2 separate regions of the Homo sapiens genome follow, and region 2 is linked to region 1. Evidence: chromatin contacts called from ENCODE Hi-C or POLR2A ChIA-PET data. All regions are on one chromosome and are shown on one strand. The core of a region is the stretch at or near the end of the contact, and the rest is flanking DNA. Distances in the headings are between cores, read along the strand shown. Region 1 overlaps SPTBN1 (spectrin beta, non-erythrocytic 1). Region 2 has its middle 70 kb from the start of RTN4.

Evidence for each region. Hi-C counts contacts between places; a loop is a spot of excess contacts on that map. ChIA-PET counts read pairs that join two places held with the same protein, here RNA polymerase II (POLR2A).
Region 2: a loop to region 1 is called in a map of aorta, with 7 times the contacts of the local background. The contact joins two enhancer-like sites. A Hi-C loop is called at or near these places in 2 of 168 maps with a recorded cell type or tissue (aorta and posterior vena cava). POLR2A ChIA-PET finds 5 or more read pairs at or near these places in 1 of 52 experiments (WTC11).

The regions. Positions count from the first base shown.
Region 1 is chr2:54,639,404-54,643,559 of GRCh38, forward strand. SPTBN1 (spectrin beta, non-erythrocytic 1) reads left to right here. Exons shown (of 36, transcript NM_003128.3): 19 at 3,580-3,726. Among named protein-coding and RNA genes, the nearest start is that of SPTBN1-AS2, 39 kb to the right of the region's middle. Within about 2 kb of position 2,753, at least 6 of the 41 ENCODE cell types and tissues checked have a DNase peak (open chromatin) inside an H3K27ac peak, as active enhancers do.
Region 2 is chr2:55,118,497-55,122,193 of GRCh38, forward strand. It overlaps a transcript of RTN4 not described here. Among named protein-coding and RNA genes, the nearest start is that of RTN4, 70 kb to the left of the region's middle. Within about 2 kb of position 2,280, at least 10 of the 41 ENCODE cell types and tissues checked have a DNase peak (open chromatin) inside an H3K27ac peak, as active enhancers do.

The sequences.
Region 1 (4,156 bases), core at 1,503-4,002:
GGTTCAATGGGATCCCACACTCCTGCTTTTAAAGGGCAAGTTAGTAAGATGAAATTCATTTACCTAACCATGGTAAAGCTCAGTTTAAATCTAAGAAAAAGAAGACCAGGGAGTGAGCAATGAGTGGCCAGGGGAACCCTTGAGAGAAACCTATTTGTATTTGAAATTTCCAGTCTCTTATTTTCCACTGACATATGTCGATTTCGTTAAGTAGACATGTATGGGAAAAGTAAGTAGATAAAGTTACGGTTCTTCCCGATAGAATCACAGGAAATGGTCAGTCTTAATAGGTCTTTAGATCTTTGTTTCCACTTGCTCTAAATGAGCATCCCTGGTTATGAGGAGTTCTCTCCTCCACACACACCTTGGCTGAGTTCCAGTGATTATGAGGCATGCCCAGGGGCTCTGTCTTCTGTGACTTCTCCTCAAAGGACACAGGAAAGTTTGGGTGGGGCTTTTTATGTCCAGGAGATGATTTGCAGATCTCTGTGTGACTGCTCTGCGAAATCATCCTGGTTTATCCTGTCTTCCCTTGTCCTGCCTGTCTCTCCTTGAGCCACATTAGAAGTTAGTACAGCCATAGTGTCTGTGGGAGGTGTCGGGTGTCCCACACCAGCATGTATAGTCTCTGCATGGTTGGTGGAATTTAGGTCAAGCTTGGGGGCTCTAAAACACTTGGTATAGTACTATAATCAAAAGGGTGATACAGTCATTGGCTATAAACTTTTCCATCATTCAGCCTTATTAAAATACACCCCTTTTAAGCCAGAATCTTTTGAGAATGGCGTTTGTGTGTGGACCAGCCCTACATTTGATAATCTACCTGTCATTCTGGTAGATATTTACAGAGCACTCAGAGGTCAAATTTAATACTATTACAGGATGTTGGTATTGTTCAAGGTATGGGGAATCCAGGGGTTTGTCTCTTTGTTCAGCTTCCTTCCTTGTTGGGTGCCTTGGTTAGAGAAGGTGTGGATTGTAAGATCCGCCCCTGTTACCACCCCCATAAACACCACCTAGATGAGGACAGCTATTGTACCAGCAATACAGTATGCTGGCATATACAGTATGCTGGAATGAGCAGGGACCCTCCTATTCCCAGTTACAGTGGAAAGATAGAGACCATCATCATCTTTGTAGTGGTTTTGTTTTGTTTTGTTTTGTTTGAGACAGAGTCTCACTCTGTTGCCCAGGCTGGAATACAGTGGTGGGATCTCAGCTCACTACAGCCCCCACCTCCCGGGTTCAAGCAAGTCTCCTACCTCAGCCTTCCAAGTAGCTGGGATTCCAGGCATGCGCCACCACACCCAGCTAGTTTTTGTATTTTTAGTAGAGACGAGGTTTCACCCTGTTGGACAGGCTGGTCTTGAACTCCTGGCCTCAAGTGACCCACCCGCCTTGGCCTCCCAAAGTGCTGGGATTACAGGTGTGGGCCACCACGCCTGGCCGGTAGTGTTATTTTAATGTGATATCCTGAAAAACGAATGAATGATTTTAAAGGTATTCCTTTTGTGTTGTATGTCCTCACATTACACCACCTATTCTCTGGAACTGATTTTTATTTTTCCAGGAAGGCAGTATATCTACATGTGTCTGGTACAGGGATGTGAGTTAGTCCTTTACTGTTAGCTTGATTCAACGATCAAAGCATTTTTTCCTTATCTTTTTCCAGTCTGCACAGTGTTCTTTTCTGCAGAGAATGAGTAAATTCTTAAATGACCTTTGTAAATGCCCACAAATAATAACTGTAGCTTTGGTTGCAGAGTGCTGATGAACTAGCAAGTTCCATAGATCCATTTCATTGTGCTGTATCGCATGATGCTTTATCTGTAGGATGATGTGTTCAGCAAAGAGCAGATTTGTTTATAAGCCTCTGATTTTTATGTAGCGCGCTCTCTCTCTCTCTCTTTTTAATCCCTCTTGGGTAAGTGGTTATGAATAGCGAAAATATGTGAATGTCCTTGGCACTTTGAATCAATAAATGCCTTCTGTTTTGTGTGTATGTACAGAATACTGGGAAAAATTTTGTCATTAAGTTTTACTTTAACTTCTTTTCCCCTAAGATTGAATAGCCATAGTCTTTCAGATTTTAGCTGCCCAGATAACTGGAACATAGATAATTTTTTCCAAGTAGGAAGTGCGTGCCTTTATTGTCTAATAGATCCATGGTCTTTGATGACAAAGGACTTTATGAGATTTGCTAGTTTTTCCCTCAACAAAGAGTGAAATCAAAAATCTCACTACCTTTTGCTTTTAACCCCCTCCCACCCCCGCCCCCTGCCCCATTCCCTGTGTGGTGAATAGCCTGAGAATAGGGACAGTGCCCAAGAGTTCACCCACTTTCAGAGCCAGAGGGCTCCTGTGACCCACGTCGCTCTCCTTGACATCATTTCCAAAAAACAAATCTCGGGGAGCCTTTCCTGGCAGCAGCCCACAGTGGGAGTGGAAGGGCCTTGGAAGTGTTAATTCTGTAAGTACTTCTACTGGTTTTATGTGTCACTTCTAGATCTTTGTTGGTAGAACCATGAAGGATTTAAGGTGCCAATTTGTTGTGACAATAACTGGTGTAAAAGTGGGCTTCTCACGGTCACTCAGGAGAAGGGACATGGTCCCTTCAGTTGGTTACTTCTGATTCCAGGCTGGCTCTGCATTCTTTTGTGTATCTTCAGCCTGGGCAAACAAAAAGCTCTTCCTAGGTTAGCAAAGCAAATGGGGCGGGAATCAGGACTCTGGCATGGCCCTTACAGGCAGGCAGTAATGAGCCAGGGCCGATTCGGGATGGAAGCCAGCAAAAGTGGGTCTGGGCCTGGCGTTTGGCTGACCCCGGTAAGAGAGCTCCTTTCTCAGGTCTGTCAGCGGCCAGCAGCCTTTGTGCGGCTCTCTAGAGTTCAGATCCAAGCAGACATGTTGGGTCTCAAAATCAAGTCCTGTGAAGTGTTCTTGGTGTGAATGAAAGGTTCTTTAGAGAACTAGAGGCTATAGAAAAAGAGGTGAAGGTGACTCAAACTTGAAGGAAACATTGAAAGGGCATGATTGTTGCCTTAGCCCTACAGTGAGCAAGTTATTTATGCCTTTTTGCATTCCCTTCGATGCACCCACAAAAAGGGGGAGGTAATAAATAAGTAGTTTTTTTTTTTTTTTTTTAATAAAAAGAACTAAGAGAGTAAGAAGGATTGCCAAATGGAGTAAAAGTCAATCATGATTAACATGGTATAGCTGACACAGGTATTTGGAAGAGAAAAAGAGTCATGTCTTGGAGTGGTTAGGGTAGAATTTTAAACACGGGCCTTTTGTGGGGAAAGCCAGTTATGAGTGCCAAACAGTTTGAAAACTGGCTTATAGAGCTTTTGTACTTCTGGAATGAATGTTAGATATAGTTTGGAGCAGAGCTCAGGTACAAGCTCCATCTAATGGACACCTGTCATGACGGGTCAGAGTTGTGAAGTTAAATATTTGGTTGTCTGTCACCATGGAAACGTGTGTAGTATGCATAATATGACATAAACACAACCCTTTCCAGGCGGAAAAAAGGCTGATGTCTAGGATCACAATCTCTGAATCCTTCTGATCTTTCTGTAGCTGTCTCTCTGGATCAATGAGAAGATGCTCACAGCCCAGGACATGTCTTACGATGAAGCCAGAAATCTGCACAGTAAATGGTTGAAGCATCAAGCATTTATGGCAGAACTTGCATCCAACAAAGAATGGCTTGACAAAATCGAGAAGGTGAGTTAAAACATTTGATGTGGCCATGGTGAGAAAACAAACAGGGTAGTAATAAACTCCTTTTTATTTAGCACATTTTCCAGCATATCTGATCTTATCTGTACATTTACGTAAGTTACACAGCCAGTAATAGCTCCCTTTGCACGTACGGGTTCCTGACTTCAACCCATCAAAAGGGAAAAAAGCAGAAACCCAACCAGTTAGTAGAAAATGCTTGATTTATCGTAGAACGAATACTAGGCATTTAGTTTCTGTTGTGCCTCTCATCTGCTGTTGCTGATGGACTGTGAGCTCTCATGCAGGGATTCCACTGTCTTGATCATATTATTTGTGTTGTACTGTGACAGATTGCACATAATTTTAAATATATACATATTTTTTAAAATTGCTTTTTCCTATGAGACTACTGTATACCAGGCGCTATAATAAT
Region 2 (3,697 bases), core at 1,030-3,529, 480 kb after region 1:
ATGATAAAGGGTATAGAATATGGTCCTCTGCTTCTAGTGGACAGACTATTGAATCTAGTTCACGATTCTTTTGTAAAACAATCCTCCCTGCCCCCCAAAACACACTCACACACATGCACAAACTCCCTCTCAACTTTATCAATTATCTGTGTCAAGTTGAATCTTCACCAAACCAGGAGTTAAGTCTAGTGGATTCTGAAGCCATGCAACCAGCCATCAGTGCAGAGGGAAAAGGACAGAAAGGCCCTAGCTCATGGAACCCTGAAAAGAGACTGCTCTCTAATGCAGATGAGGACGCAACCGTTCTGTTCCCTGCTGTTCTGATTGCTATCAGGCTTCAACCATCAGATATGGGTCCCTGACAATTTATCAGGAAGCAAGCAGCCTGCCTTTTCTCCTGTCTAAATTCTGCATTCTATTTCCTTGTATTCTACACAAAATGCAAAACAGCAGCTAAAAATAGAAGCTGAGGTGCTAGTGAGGCTGATTTGTGTGTGAAGAAGGCAGAGAGATATCGGGGGAAGAATTCAGAGGAGAGCTGCCTGGGGCCCCTTCCTGAGCTGTCACAGACAGCAGCCTGGAAAAGAAATACAAGGGAAGGAGACAGAGGTGGGAGGCTGGATGGACTGCCCAATTATTACACCTGCAGAGAATCCTTGCGGGTTTTTTGGGCTCCCTAAAAGCGCCCTGACCTATTTTTTGAAACGTTTTTTTCCTTATTCGTCAAAATACATTCTCAGTGAATTGCAGTCAAGTTTCCTGCAATTACTCAATCTAAAGTTTTGTTTTCTACACTGGGAGCTATAGTCTATGCCTCTACGTATAATGGTAATATACTCAACAGTACCAGGCTGACGATGGATAGGGTGAATTTCTTAAAGTGGCAGGGAAGCTGCAGTTTTAAATGAATCCACCTGAAAAGCTTTGAACAAAGCCTTGAGTCTATTTAAGAACAGAGAGCTCGTGTGATAGCTGGCTGGCTTCATCCCTTAGATAGGGGACACAGACTTATTGGATGCAAGTATAAAAGCCTTATAGTAGAAGTAAATTTCATAATGCCTTGGATTTATAGAGCACTTTTCTTCATAGAACTTGTATTCTCTGGGCAGAGTGACCAGCCCAACTTGGAATCTCGCTTAGCCATAGTGAAAATGATGAAAGTATTACAGGGGGCAAAAAAGCAAAAGATCAGGGAGAGAAGTCAATAGTTCCCCAGGGATCTCCCAGGGCAACCTTGCTCCCAGACTGCTGGAGCACCACTAGGATCTAGGGCATGTGGTTTCCACAACCACCTCCTCCTCCCTCATGTCATAGGGCTGTTGAGAAAACGGGATTAGCTACATGGCCAACCCATAATTATGCAGGGGTGGAGGAGTCAGACCATTGACCAGCTGGCTTCTCATTTCTCCTTCTCTCAGCTGCTCACCAGCCTCAGATGCAGGAGGGTGAAGATGGGATTCCCAGAACACCTCTCCATTTGCTCCCATGAACTGGAAAAAAGCGCAGTCATTGCAAGTGACTGTAAAATGCAAACCCATGCCTCGCTGTGGGCTGCGTGAGGCCCAGACTGGCCCACGGCACTGAGAGGTGGGGTGGGTGAATGATTCCCATGCCCACTCTGGACACCCAGGCCTTGCCTTGGCAGAACCTAAGGAGGGGCTGAACAGCACAGCCGCATCTCTGAAGAAAGCAACCCTGTGTCACCCCAGGCAGATGCTGAGGCCGAAGGAAGCAAAGGTTCTTAGAAGGAAAGCAATGCTTCCTGCCCCCCTCACTTTAGCTCTCCGAAGCCACTTTTCCCAGCAGGTTTCCCCCTATCTCCAGCTCACCAGGGTGGGCACAGACAGAAGGAAACTCCTGGCTGGGCACCCTGGCAGGCTCAGGGAAACTAGAGCCCAGGCTTGGGCCCTGCCTTGCCAACCTTCCTCCGGCCCAGGCTTTACAACGGGCCCTTCCTCCAAGCTGGGGCTGGCCCCCAAACCTCTCACTGTCCCTCCATTCTGCTTGTCCCCTTTCAACTGCTCAGCAGTCAGAAGACGAGCAGGAGATCTTTAACAACTTGAACCTGACCAAATTAAGTTTGAGATGGTTTAAATAAATGTCCAAATGAGTTTTCTACATTTCTATGCTTTCTCTAACTCCCATTCTCAAGCAAGTGAAAAAATGTCTCTGAGTGAAGCCCTCAAGCTCTGACTGAGAATATAATGTTGTTATTATTAGAGCAACGGGGAAGGAGACATGCCATCTCCAGGCAGGGCTCGGGCGGGCTGTGTGGGAGGCGACTGTCAGCAGCTGTTGGGTGGAAAGCTTATTTATTGTCAGCAGCCTGGCTCAGAGATTAAGAAAAGCTCGGGTCTCCGGCTTACACACACATAGCTGCAGGCAGCAGCTGCTCCAGACATGGCATTCAACCACAGGGGTCCCCAGGGTCTCCTTTCAGGGTTAACTTGACCAATAAGGAAACCCTGGTGGCCACCAGGACAGCTGGAAAAATTCCCATGGGGCCACAGAACCAAATACCCCCAATAAAAATGTTCAGCATCCAATGCCTTCGCCAGACTAAACCCAAGAACCCAGAATCAGCCTTGAATCCCACACAACAGCAACAGCTCTATGTCCTGAGACTGTTTTCCAGTCATTCACCAAATACTTATTGTGCAGTGTCTGACAGACACCATACATGGGACTGGAAATAGACCAATGAATGAGACAGTCAGTCCCGATCCCTGCTCTCAGGGAGCTCACAGTCTGGTAAAAATTACCTGCAGTTAAACTGGTAAAAAATCTTGTGTTGAGTATTATGATAGAGGAAGCTCAGGGAGCTATGAGTACAACATCAGGAAAAATCTAACTGACCACAAGGAATTGCCCTGGTAAGAAAACCATCACTAAGAGATACTGTGAAGTTTGGGATTAGGGTCTCAAGAGACGTCAGCCCAAGACCATTACCACTATTTCTCCTTCTTCAGCTAATTAAACTTTTAGCTAATATCTACCCATTTGATTCATGTTCTGTTTATTACCAGTCTGTTGAACAGAAGGCTCTGGGAAAAGATAATTATAATCATAGAGCATCTATCAAAGTATCCAGAATTTTCTGGGAAGCATGACAGATCCTTTTATCCACTGAGGTCATTATTATTATCATGCTATTGTCATCGACCATTATTCTTACTCTTCCTCTGATGATGACAATTACCAGGGAAGGAGGAAGGAAAATGGGATTTGAGTGAGGTACCAAGGGGACTTAAACTTGAACAGTAATGTTTTCTTTTTTATAAAATAACCTGAAATAAATATGCCAAAATGTAAATATTTATTCATTCAGGGTACCGAGAACATGAGTGCTTGTCATGTCATGTTACTCACTGTACTTTTCTATATTTAACTTTTTTTCTGAAAACATACAGAAAAACAAAAAGATTGCTAGAGTACATAACAAAATTTTAGCCGTATTTCTGCTAGGTGGGATTTCCTATTTTTACTTATCTGTATTTTCTTTTTTCTTTTTTTTTCTTTGAGACAGGGTCTCACTCTGTTGCCCAGGCTGGAGTGCAGTGGTGTAATCTTGGCTCACTGCAGCCTCAACCTCCTGGACTCAAGCGATCCTCCCACCTCAGCCCCACAGGTAGGGGCCCCCTCTAGATAATTTTTGTATTTTTTATAGAGAGAGGATTTTGCCATGTTGCCCAGGCTG